Linked DNA regions of Homo sapiens: regions 1, 2 and 3 are each linked to region 4. Evidence: chromatin contacts called from ENCODE Hi-C or POLR2A ChIA-PET data. All regions are on one chromosome and are shown on one strand. Each heading gives the region's core, a stretch centred on a gene start or an enhancer-like site at or near the end of the contact. The rest is flanking DNA. Distances are from core to core; before and after follow the strand shown.

Region 1 (2,777 bases), core at 278-2,777, 3.8 Mb before region 4:
GCAGGGAAGACAAATACCACCCCAAATAGTGGGAACTACAATTAGGTCTTCAGAAAGGGATTCCCTGAGAAGGTGACGTCTGAGCAAAGACCTGGAAGAAGGTGAGTTAGTGTGCCAAGGGAAGAACACTTCAAGCAAAGGGAACAAAAGCAGGTGGAAAGGTCTTGAACTGAACTTATTCTAGAGTAGCAGAGGAACAGCAAGGAAGCTTGCGAAGATGGAATGGGCAAGGAAAAGGTAGTAAATGAGATCAGGGCAGGAAAAAAAAGTGTAAAGCCTTGTAGCTGTTGCAGAGGCTTTGACTTTTATTCTGGGTGAGACAGGGAGTCTTTGGGAGGTATTAAGTCTCAGAGAAGTGCATCAGTGACTTTTTAAAGGAGGTTTAAGAACACTAAAAATAAGGTGTCTGAAAAAAGCTAAATTAAGCCAAAAATATTTCTAAGAATTTAAAATGAAGAATTTGAAAACCAACGAATGGGCCATACTCGACCTCCCTAGCTGCCCAAAGGATGCTGACGACACGAACCAGCTGTGACAGACGAACATTCAGAGGCAAGCAGATTTCCGTAATGTTTACAGTCCTTGCCAGTAGGAAAAGCCGTGACTTTTCAACAAAATCACTTGGCCAGTCGGATGCACCTCGAAATCCCTCCATTTGACAGAGCACGTGTTAACTTCTAAGAAAGTAGGTGGGGCCCGGGATGTCACCTCATCTTAAAACATGCGGAAACCAAAAAGAGAAAAGGCTCTCCCGTCAAGTCAGCGGAGCTGCCCAGGAGAGCGGAGGCTTTCCGGAATCCCGGCTCCACCACGAACTTCAAGGCGCCAGCGTCCCACCGCGAGTCCTGACACGAGGGCTGCCTTCAACCGGCAAGCCCATCTCCCGCTGGTTACCAGGGGACTCCACCCCGGACGACAAATCACAGTCAGAACCAACGTGTCTCTCCCACCCTCGGACTGCGGCTCCTTCCCACCGGCGGGCCTGGGGGTGGGCCCAGACCCAGCCTGGGGGTGGGGGGTTGGGGAGAAGGCGGGTCCCAGCGGAAACTCCCGGCCGCGCCTTCCCGAGCCATGCGCTCGGGCCGGGACCCAGCCGCCTTCGCCCCGGGGAAGGGAGAGGGCGTGTTACCACGGCAATGCCTGGAGGGCCGAGGGGCGCACTCGCTGAGGGGCTTCGAAGGGGCCGGGGGAGGGAGGGGGCGCCCGCAGGGAGGGGCTGACACAGGGCTGACTCCGATTTAGGAATATCCTACCACTTCTCCATCAACAAATCTCCCATCACTGCCGTCCCACGGCCTCGCTCGCGCCCACAGACCCACTCACAATTCCTTGATCAGCACCATCTTCCCGGAACCCCCTCACAGCTGCCGCCGATACCACCGCCGCCGCCGCCGCTACCGCCTCTCACAGCGCCTGCGCGGCCCCGCCTCCCTGCCCCCCCGAGCCACCATCGCGCCTGCGTGCTTACACCCTTCCGCCGCGACCAGTCGCGTCAGCGCGCGAGGGGGCCTAGCTCCGCCCAGTTTCGTGCCCCACCCCGGGCACACGAGGCCTCCACTGCGGTTGCGCAGCCTGCCGAAGAGCGTGCGGCTTCTACTGCGGCTGCGCAAGCTCGACGCGCGCACTCTTGTCTGCTTACGAGGGCTCCTCCCTTCAGCTTTGGTCCCTCGGGGCGTCTGGGCAGCCTACGCTTTCCGGTGAGTTTTCCAGTTGGTTCTTTGGAAGCCGTTTTGCGGTGACTGGTTTTCTGCTCTCTCTCACTGCTCCGAGTCAGGGCCCACCTCCTTGACCGACACCTCACCTCCATAGTCCACATAAAAGACTCCTGACAGGTTCTGGAGGCAGCCGACGCCAGCTTCTGTTCCCCTCCCCAGCCCTTGGCAGCTCAGGTTCCGCGGGAGGACGTTCACCTGCTTCGCGGTCTCGTGGAGGTCCACCGCGGCGGAGAATCCTAAACCTCACCTGTGACTCGGCAGGATGAGCGGCCAGCACTCCCGACGGAGGCCCTCTGGGAGAAAAGAGGCCCTTGGCCTCGAGACCCAGGAAAGCGGGCTGTTCAGGAGTTGGTTCGCGCAGTTACACCGAAAGCGCCGTGGGCCTCAAAGCCGCAGCCCGGAGGTCGCTGGCTTGCTCTGTGTCAGACACGGTTCTAGGCAGTGGGGATGCATCTAGAAGCAGACACAGTCCCTGTTCTCAAGAAGCTCACAGTCTAGAGGAGACAACTCACTTGGAAAGAAAGCAGGGAGAATTTGGGGTGGTGGGGAAGTGCTATGCTATGAATACAGTGGAGTACTGGGAGAAGCAGAGGACTCAAGACAAGGGCTGTCTTAGGAGGCGGTGTTTGAGCCTAGCCTGTTAGGATGTGAGAGGGGCATTCCAGTTGGAGGGAAATATGACCCGAGGATGGAGTAAGCCTAGGGTGTTCAAGGATCAGCTAGAGGGCAGATGTGGCCAGAACATCCTAAGTGAGGGTGGGAAATGAGCTGGGACCAACTGGATTACTAGGCCATAGTAAAGAATTTGTCTTCTAAGAACCATGAGAACCTGTTGAAAGGCTATTAAGACGATTAAAATATCACGAAAACATTTTTGTATAAACATCTGGTGTATCTGATAGTGGAATACATCTGTGGAGTTAGGGCTGCCTCCAAAAAAATAACGGAAATGGACTGACTCAGTGACTCCCAGGGACTGCCTTAGGAGAAAGTTTCTGGAATGTCAGAACTTCCAGAAACTTTCTCCTAAGGCAGTCCCTGGAGTCACCGAGTTTCTCTTAT
Region 2 (2,803 bases), core at 152-2,651, 4.6 Mb after region 4:
AGGAGGAGTCAGAGGCTCTGCTGCTGAACAACAGGAAGCAGAGCCCCCAAACACACTCGAGGGCATGCACACAGAGGCGCACGCACGCACAAGGGCATGGACACACACATAGACACGCAAGCATCTGTGCATACACAGTCACATATGGAGGTAGGTGTACAGAGGTACGTGTGCACAGAAATACATGCGCACACACGTGTGCAAAGCCATATACATAGATCCACACAAGGCACACAGCTGCACACGCATTCACAGATGCATATCCACAAGCACAAGTGCAAACACAGGCACGCAAGGCACATGTATTCACAGGTGAATGTGAACATACATGTATGTACATAGCCATGCACACACACGGATGTATGCACAGGCACACACACTTCAAATTCCGAAACCCCAGAGCCAAATTCAGTGTCTCCTCTCCATCCACCCGAGCGTCCCTAGCTCTCCCACTTCTCCAGCCTTCCCCGTCCAATTCCTGAAGCCAATTTACCACTGTCAACACAGCCTAACCATACCTTAAAGAAATCTGGATTTGTTCTGCCAGGAACATTCATCTGGACAAATGCTTTCTGAAAGGCAAACTGCTGGGAGGCCTCCTCATTGCATCTCTTACCGCACTGCTTAGTATCCTAAATCCACCGGCCGGATGCACCACGAATCGTACCATGGCCCCATGCAACCGAAAAGGTCTTTCCAATGCTCAGGAAGGGTTTTGGTCTGTTATCTTGTGTGGCCTCCAATAACCTTACAAGGTATTGTATTGTAATGTACAAAGCAGGTATTATCATCATTGTTTTGCCATCTTTCCACACAGCGGTTCTTCTGGATTTGTTCCTGATCTCAGAGGCATCTCTTCTGGGCAGTGGGGTGGTTAGAATTCTTAGCAACCAGTGGGCTCTTTGGCCTACTCAGTTTACTCTGCAGCCCACCTCCCCACCCTATGCATTCTAGTGGAGACTGCCATTGGCGCCCACCCCATCAACCCTTCCCCGCACTGTCATCTCACAGGATGAGCACATTCAGAGTCCGGCCCAATCTGCTTGTTTTGGCTCGAGTCCTTATTTGGCCTGTAAGGACTGAAGGCTTATTTGAAAACGCCCTTCCTTCCTCTAAACGGGAGGAGGCCGCCAGGGACAAGCCTCTTCTGGGACACGAGCCCCCTGCCAGATGAAAGTCTAGCCGTGGTAGGCGCCTGAACCCACTGCCCCAGCCCCTCTCTTGGTGAGGGTGGGGTAGAGATGGGGTTATGAGTCACTCTGCAGTAGTTTTCAGACTTTTCAAAAAGCAGCGGCAGTCCTTCCTCAGATAAAATCTTCCCAAATTCCTGAGCAAGGGACAGTGGGTGGTGGAGACAGGGTTCCTCAGAGCACAGTTTGACAACCACTAGTCCATGTGTCTGGAGCAGTTCTGCAAAGGAGGAAGCCACAGCCGAGAGCGCTGTGGCCCTGGGTTCCGCTCTTCCCCACGCAATGCCTGGCCCCTTGACCTCTCTGGGAATGAAGGGACTGCTCTGAGGATGGAAGGAAATGGTGTTCCTGTCGTACACGGTGTGAGGCAGATGCCCAGACATGCCGTCCTCACCCGCCTGCTGTCTCGGAGCTCCCAACTGAGCAATTCCCTGGCACCGCCACGAGAAAGTCTTTCATAAAAGTTACAAATTCAGGAACCAGGCCATTTTCTCCCTGGATTTCATTTTCAACCGAAAATGTCCTGAGGCCAAGCCCATGCAGTGAGGGCATCTGAGCTGATGTGGCCATCTACCTGTGGACAGGTGTTTCCAGCCAGCTCAGCAGGCTGGGCCCAGGAGGGAGGAAGGGGAACCTGACCGCAGGTATTTCATCCCAGGTGCAGACTTCTGCTGGGGGCTTAAGCCTCACTTCCTCTGTGAGAGGAGCTGCAGCTCACTCTTGTCCATAAAAGGCCACGAGGCTCGCAGAGCGGTGACATCAGCCCAACAGGAAGTACAGAGGAAGGGGCCTGCTTCACCAGCAGCCACTGCTGGGACTGACTCATCACCCAGCTCCCAAGATCACACCTCCCGAGGTTCCAGCATGGAGCAGCTCTCTCGGGCTCCACCTGGGAGAGGTCCCTGCAGGACCCCATCTTCGGCTCCACTGGGCTTCTTGAGAAATGGGTATGGGCCAAGAAAGAAAAACAGGAAAAAGGGCAGTTTCAGGTTGGACAACATGCCCACGTTGGGTGAGACTGATGGGATAATCTGAGACAAATGGGACCAAAACTTTCCACCACCAGGGAGTCTTCTGCTTTCAGGGAAACTCCAGAGTGGCCCCTGGGGGGTGGCTTGCTATATGTGTTGGCACTGTGAGCCCTGCCCTGCGTTGCCAGGATGGCTTGATCAGAGTTGCACAAATGGGGCTGAGAACTCAGGTCTCTGGAAACCTCACGCACCCCAGGACTCCCCTCCATCGAACACCCCTATGAGCACAGCACTCGGCACCTCCCGCAGGCCTGCCTCAGTGCTGCAAAGAAAGGGCCGCGACACTCTCATGACGAGAAGCTCTGCTTCTCCACAGCCAGCTCAATTCACAAGCTTGGGTTACAAGTCTTTGGGAGGCAAACAGAGAGGTGAAGAAAAGCAAGTGCAAAATGATGCTTCATATTAGCAGAGGCTGCAGATCTGTGCCGAGTGGGGTGGAGCTTCCTGGCAGCCTGCCTGCCTAGCAATCTGCCAGCAAAGGAGGAAGCCCCTTCCGTCGCTCCCAGGCACACAATGTGGTCATGGGCGAGTGTGCCCTCCAGGCCACCACGGTAGGCCCAGACCAAGGGACATGCCTGCTCA
Region 3 (2,821 bases), core at 305-2,804, 3.6 Mb after region 4:
TCATGGCCCAGGTCCCATCTGGGGTAGACAGTTAGTCCATTTGTGAGCTATAACCGCCACCCTTAAAGAGCTCACAGACTCCTGGGAGAGAGAGATGTAGAAACAAAGAGATCGCCCAACAGAGTTATTTTAATCACTCCACTAAGCAGTGCTTAGAGTTGTGGTCTGTGGAAAATGCTACTGGCTGCTAGCTGGAAGGAATAGGCCCTGGCGGGGTGGGGGGTGTCAGGGCAGACTCCACCAGGAGACCTGACCTTTGATCTGGGCTTAGGAGCACGAGTTGAGGTGGGGAGGAGCACATTTCTTCCTGGAAGAAGGGCAGTGTGTTCAGAAGCACAGAAGCCTGAGGAGGGTGATGGGGTGGCTGCGGGCGATCAGCTGAGCTGGTGAGTGGGAGTGGGAGGAAGGACTGGGCCAGGTCTCAGTGCCGGCTCCCGAGGGCTTCAGTGGAGCCCGGTGCCTTCAGGTCCATGCCGTAGTTGTCCACCGCGGAGCAGTCCCGTGGGAAGGCCAGGGCAGCTGGACCTCACTCCTTAAAGAGGAATATTAATCACGAATACTTTGAGCTGCAGGTAACAGGAAACGCAACCAGCAGAGTCTGAAACCACCACAACAACGCACTTTGTTTACCTAGCAAGAAGCCTGAAGGTTGGCAGTTTCAGGGTGGGTTTGACAGCTCCACGATGTCTCAAAACAGCCAGACTCTTTCTTGTTCTGTCCTTAGCCTGGTGGCTAATCAGTGAAATACAGTGATTGTTGTTCTGGGAAGGCAGGGTAGGCAGGGGCAGTCAGCATCGAACTGAGCACCTAGGCAGTGCAGAGCCTCAGTCGGTCATTCCAAAAGTATGTAATGCCCCCCTCTGCTCTGTTGCACCAGAAGGTGGGCCCCAGAAGGTCTGCCCCAGGCAGGCAGAGGCAGTCTTCACAGGGACAGAGCAGAGTGGAGAGCACACAAGTTTGGAGCACGCAGGCCTGGCTTTGCATCTAGCAAGTCACAAACCTCTGCACATTGGCTGCCCCCACGACAGTTGGGGATGTGGGGAGGTGACACAAATGGAGGTCCTCCGAGCATCCTGCACAGGCTGACACTTCTTCACTGAATGATGGCTGTCATTGTTCTCCATGATGTTGTTATTGTCATGGTGCAGGATGAGGAGTGACACGGTCTACCCAGAAGGAGGCACCACTGAGGAGCCAACCCTGGGTGGGGCTTAGAAGATGAGGGGAGTTCGGCTGGGCACGGTGGCTCACGCCTGTAATCCCAGCACTTTGGGAGGCCGAGGCGGGTGGATCACAAGGTCAGGAGTTCAAGACCAGCCTGGCCAAGGTGGTGAAACCTCATCTCTACTAAAAATACAAAAAAAAATTAGGCGGGCGCCTGTAATCCCAGCTACTTTGGGGGCTGAGGCAGAGAATTGCTTAAACCCAGGAGACGGAAGTTGCAGTGAGCCGAGATCGCACCACTGTACTCCAGCCTGGGCGACAGAACAAGACTCCGTCTCAAAAAAAAAAAAAAAAGACAAGGGGAGTTCAGGAGTTCAGCTGACTCATTCCTCCTCTTCATCAGCACACCTGGCACTGTCTCAGCACCTGGTCTTTCCTGCCATGGAAACGACCTTTTGGAATTGTCAGTTGTGGCCTCCCACTGGACTGTAAACCACCACTGGGGCAGGACCTTGCTGGATTTGCTCACTGACGTCTCCCTGTAGCCTGGACAGGTGTTGAGAATGTTTGAGAAGCACATAGCATCGTGGTTATGAATATGGACTTGAGAACCAGACTTCTCTGGCTTTGAATCTGCTGTGCATCTCACAAACTGTGTGACTGCAGGCAAATTGCTGCCTTCTCCATGCCCCTGAGTTTATTCATCCTCTGTCTTAAAGGTTGTGGTGACGGGTGACTGAGGGTGTGACGTGCTTATTAGTCCCATGCCTGGTGCATGCTGAGTGCCAGATGAGCATGTGAACTGGATGAGCCTGACTGAATGAGGAATGGCATTGCAGACAGAAGCTCAGAGGCGTGAGAGGGCAAGCCACATAGAGGAAGGGGGTACAGCTGACTGTGGCTGACGCCAGCCCCTGGAGAGTTCAGGCTTTTGATCCTCAGGCAGTGAGGGTGATGGACAATGTTTAAACAGAGGAAGTTGTGCTTGGAGTTATGTTTGAGTAGAGCGTGGAGGTGACAGTGCAGGCCTGGGGAGGTGGCAGCTTGAGCCAGAGCTGTCTCAGTGATCATGAGACTGTTGGAATGTGCAGGATGGGAGCGAGCGGGCTCCAGGCTGCTTCCCAGAAGGCTGGTGTGGAAAGGGGTGATACTGGCCGGACACAGTGGGCAGTGGCTCACACCTGTAATCCCAGCACTTTGGGAGGCCAAGGCGGGTGGATCACTTGAGGTCAGGAGTTCGAGACCAGCCTGACCAACATGGTGAAGCCCCATCTCTACTAAAAATACAAAACTTAGCCAGGTGTGTTGGCAGGTACCTGTAATCCCAGCTACTCGGGAGGCTGAGGCAGGAGAATCGCTTAAACCCGGGAGGCAGAGGTTGCAGTGAGCCAAGATCGTGCCACTGTACTCCAACCTGGGTGACAGAACGAGACTGTCTCAAAAAAAAAAAAGAAAGAAAGGGGTGATACCATACCATGGCCCCCATCTCTGATCCTGCCCGTGGTGTGGCGTGTCTTTGGTGACTACTCATTCTTTCTCTTGGCCCAAGTCATAGTCATTGTAGCTCGGTTACTCATTGCTAGCCTTTCCTGATGTCATACTGACATTGTCTGGCTGCAAGGTCACAACATCCTGTGAGGCAGGCAGTCTTATCCTG
Region 4 (2,700 bases), core at 188-2,687:
AAGTCAGGGAAGTGGGAGAGGGCATCTCTAACCAGTCAGGAAGAAGTGATACCTTCTGTGGACAAAGGAAGTGCTGGCGTCTGGCATCAGGTCTCACTTTCTCTTAAGAGCACAGACCTGTTTCCAAAAGCTAAGTCTTTTTTTTACTGATTATTTTCAGTGAGGCCCTCTTTGTTAATTTGGGAAAGTATTGAACAGCAGGATCTAAGGGGACTGGAAGTGTCTCTTTCTCTAACCCCTAAGTGGGAGGGAGTCTTCCACTCCAGTGAGAAAGGATGGTTGAACACTTGTGATGGAGGCTGCGAGGGGCATGCATGGAAAAATATGCTTCTCTGTGCAAGATATTAGTTTTCTTTTTTAACAGATTAAGTAATAGTAATAGCAACAGCTTACCAAAAGCTTACTATATAACTAGTATTTACACAAATGCTCCCTTAGCCCGCATGACAATTCTAAGAAAACAGAACCCAAATTGGAGATGGACTGAGATTCAGACAAGTTAAACAAATAGTCAAGGTCACAAAGACGTTAAGTGAGAGACCCAGGTTTGCAACGATTACACTCCAAAAGCCATGCTCTTAATAATGCAAGGGAAAGGAGCTCACTGCACACCAAGAGGCTTAAAGGGAAGAAGAGAAGCGAGGGTCTCTCTGTGGACATCACGAGGGGAGAGGGAGAAAGGTTGATTTCTGATACCATAAAGTAAAATTTCAAGGTCTTCCTCTCCGTATCTTGGGGTACAGGCGAAAAATAAAGGAGGAAGGTAAGTCTCTTTCTTACTGGGAAGAAAGATCCCCTCTGTCACTTTCAGGCAAGTTGGGTCTCACTCTTCACCTGGGTGACGCTGACCAAAGTTGGGGGAAAGGTCTCATTTAGGGGTTATCTTTTACTCCTCCTCAGGATAAGTTCAGAATCCCCCTCGAACCCTGGGAGTGGGTCTCCCTCTGCTGACCAACGGATGAGCGCTAAGAAAGAGCGTACGCCTCCGATAAGGGGCGTCGTCCTCTCCGAGGAGATAAGTTGGGGGATCCCTGTTGTATCGAGGTTGAAGAGGAGTCTCTCTCCCGCGTCGGAGCCATGACTCGGAGAAGCCGCTTTTCTCTAGCGACGCGGGGCCTGGTCTCCTCCCTCTCCCTGGGTCGTTCCGCCGCCCACAGGGCAGCCTTGGTTCCTTTCCGCGCCCCGAGAGGGCGGGGGGCCTGGACTCCCCTTTAGCAGCACCACCCGGCGGAGGGTCCCTTTAGGGCGGAGTGGGGCGGGGCGGCTACGCCCGAAGCCTTCCAGTCCCGGCCTCTTACCCTGAGACCTCCTCCGCGGCCCGCGCTTGCCCAGCCAGCTCAGCCCCTGCAGCTGCAGCCCCGTCGTCGCCAGGTCTACCTGAGCCTACGGAGCCGACAGAGGCCGGGGGCGCTCCGGCCGCCGCCACCTCTTCGTCTCTATGGTCCCCCTGCACTTCCTCATCCGGGGCCCGAGCCAGCCATGCGGACTCGCCCAAATCCCGCCCCCGCACCGCGCGCGCGCACTCCAAGGGAAGGCTCTTCCTGATTCTGACCTCCCGCCCTCTGCTAGCCCCAGCCTCCCTCAACCCCGCCCCTGCGGCTCAAACTCTTAAAGGGAAACACAACTTTTGGTTCTGCTCCTGCTGAGCCACAGGACCCAGTGCCGGCCTTCGCTGCTGTCACCCTGTTCCAGTCCACCGTTTTTCTAGTCTGGACGGCTACAATTCTAAGGGCCTGCCTGCTTCCACTCTGGCAGCCCGAGAGATCTTATTCTACTGGAAAGAGTGTTTTGGGTCATGACACTCCTCTGCTTCTTCTAATCACACTGACCACTAAATAAATGGCACCTCTGCCTCCAGTTGGTTACAGAACCTTGTTTTATTTTCTTCATAGCTTTAACACTAGCTGAAATTTCTATGTCTCATCTCTTTATTGACTTGTTTATCATTTATCTTCCTCCACCTTGTCTGTTTTGTTCATCACTTAATGCTCAGCACCAAGAGCAGTGTCCGGCACAAAACTAGACGCTCAATGGACATTTGAAGGAAGGAAGAAATGTTTATCCAGTGGAAGAATTGAGGTCCAGATAATGAAATCGACTTGCCCCAAATAATACGGCTTTGTGTTAAAAAATAGAAATCGACCAGGCGCGGTGTCTCACGCCTGTAATCCAGCACTTTGGGAGGCGAAAGCGGGAGAAGCACTTCAGCCCAGAAGTTTGAGACCAGCCTGGGCAACATAGTGAGACATCGTTTCTGCCAAAAAACAAACAGCTGGGTCTGGTGATGTGTGCCTGTAATCCCAGCTACTCTGGAGGCTGAGGCAGGAAGATCACTTGAGGCTGGAAGGTTGAGGCTGCAGTGAGCAGTGATAGTGCCACTGCACTCCAGCCTGGATGACACAGCAAGACTCTTTCTCAAAACAAAACAAAAATTGCTCAGGTGTTGATGCACCTGTGCTCCTAGCTACTGGGGAGCCTGAAGCAGGAGGATCGTTTGAGCCCAGGAGTTTGAAGCTGCATTGAGCTATGATGGTGCCCCCACTGCACTCCAGCCTGGGCAACAAAACAAGACACTGTCTCAAAAAAAAAAAAAAAAAAAAAAATTGAATGCTTCAAAGTTTCGTTTCTTTCTTTCTTTTTTTTTTTTTTGAGACGGGGCCACGTTCTGACACCAGGCTGGAGTGCAGTGGTAGGATCTCG

The links. A loop is a pair of places that touch in the nucleus more often than their neighbours do. ChIA-PET counts read pairs that join two places held with the same protein, here RNA polymerase II (POLR2A). Pooled maps may share reads with other maps.
Region 1: a map of CD8-positive, alpha-beta T cell shows a loop between it and region 4 (5-fold over the local background). The contact joins the promoter of TTC28-AS1 here to the promoter of PRR14L in region 4. A Hi-C loop is called at or near these places in 2 of 168 maps with a recorded cell type or tissue (CD8-positive, alpha-beta T cell and naive thymus-derived CD4-positive, alpha-beta T cell) and 10 of 50 pooled maps.
Region 2: a loop to region 4 is called in a map with no recorded cell type, with 17 times the contacts of the local background. The contact joins the enhancer-like site here to the promoter of PRR14L in region 4. A Hi-C loop is called at or near these places in 1 of 37 single-sample maps with no recorded cell type and 2 of 50 pooled maps. POLR2A ChIA-PET finds 5 or more read pairs at or near these places in 1 of 52 experiments (activated T-cell).
Region 3: a map of psoas muscle shows a loop between it and region 4 (7-fold over the local background). The contact joins the enhancer-like site here to the promoter of PRR14L in region 4. A Hi-C loop is called at or near these places in 2 of 168 maps with a recorded cell type or tissue (naive thymus-derived CD4-positive, alpha-beta T cell and psoas muscle), 1 of 37 single-sample maps with no recorded cell type and 9 of 50 pooled maps.

Annotation. Positions count from the first base shown.
Region 1 is chr22:27,917,849-27,920,625 of GRCh38, forward strand. It overlaps TTC28-AS1 (TTC28 antisense RNA 1), which reads left to right and starts at 1,528. Exons shown (of 5, transcript NR_026963.1): 1 at 1,528-1,697. It overlaps PITPNB (phosphatidylinositol transfer protein beta), which reads right to left and starts at 1,408. Exons shown (of 12, transcript NM_012399.5): 1 at 1,324-1,408. The coding sequence starts at 1,343. MIR3199-1 (microRNA 3199-1) reads right to left here and starts at 2,764; the gene lies at 2,677-2,764. MIR3199-2 (microRNA 3199-2) reads left to right here and starts at 2,678; the gene lies at 2,678-2,763. RefSeq lists enhancers at 608-1,593, 1,594-2,578, 1,749-1,928 and silencers at 859-1,178, 1,369-1,438.
Region 2 is chr22:36,329,695-36,332,497 of GRCh38, forward strand. All of the region lies in intron 3 of MYH9 (myosin heavy chain 9), which reads right to left. Among named protein-coding and RNA genes, the nearest start is that of MIR6819, 44 kb to the left of the region's middle. RefSeq lists enhancers at 1,214-1,843, 1,343-2,542, 1,844-2,473, 2,017-2,066, 2,107-2,166 and 1 more. Within about 2 kb of position 1,402, at least 41 of the 41 ENCODE cell types and tissues checked have a DNase peak (open chromatin) inside an H3K27ac peak, as active enhancers do.
Region 3 is chr22:35,310,742-35,313,562 of GRCh38, forward strand. All of the region lies in intron 1 of TOM1 (target of myb1 membrane trafficking protein), which reads left to right. Among named protein-coding and RNA genes, the nearest start is that of TOM1, 12 kb to the left of the region's middle. RefSeq lists an enhancer at 381-660. Within about 2 kb of position 1,555, at least 23 of the 41 ENCODE cell types and tissues checked have a DNase peak (open chromatin) inside an H3K27ac peak, as active enhancers do; they include psoas muscle, where a contact is called at or near this core.
Region 4 is chr22:31,748,695-31,751,394 of GRCh38, forward strand. It overlaps PRR14L (proline rich 14 like), which reads right to left and starts at 1,438. Exons shown (of 9, transcript NM_173566.3): 1 at 1,299-1,438. RefSeq lists enhancers at 448-1,080, 1,320-1,879, 1,369-1,663.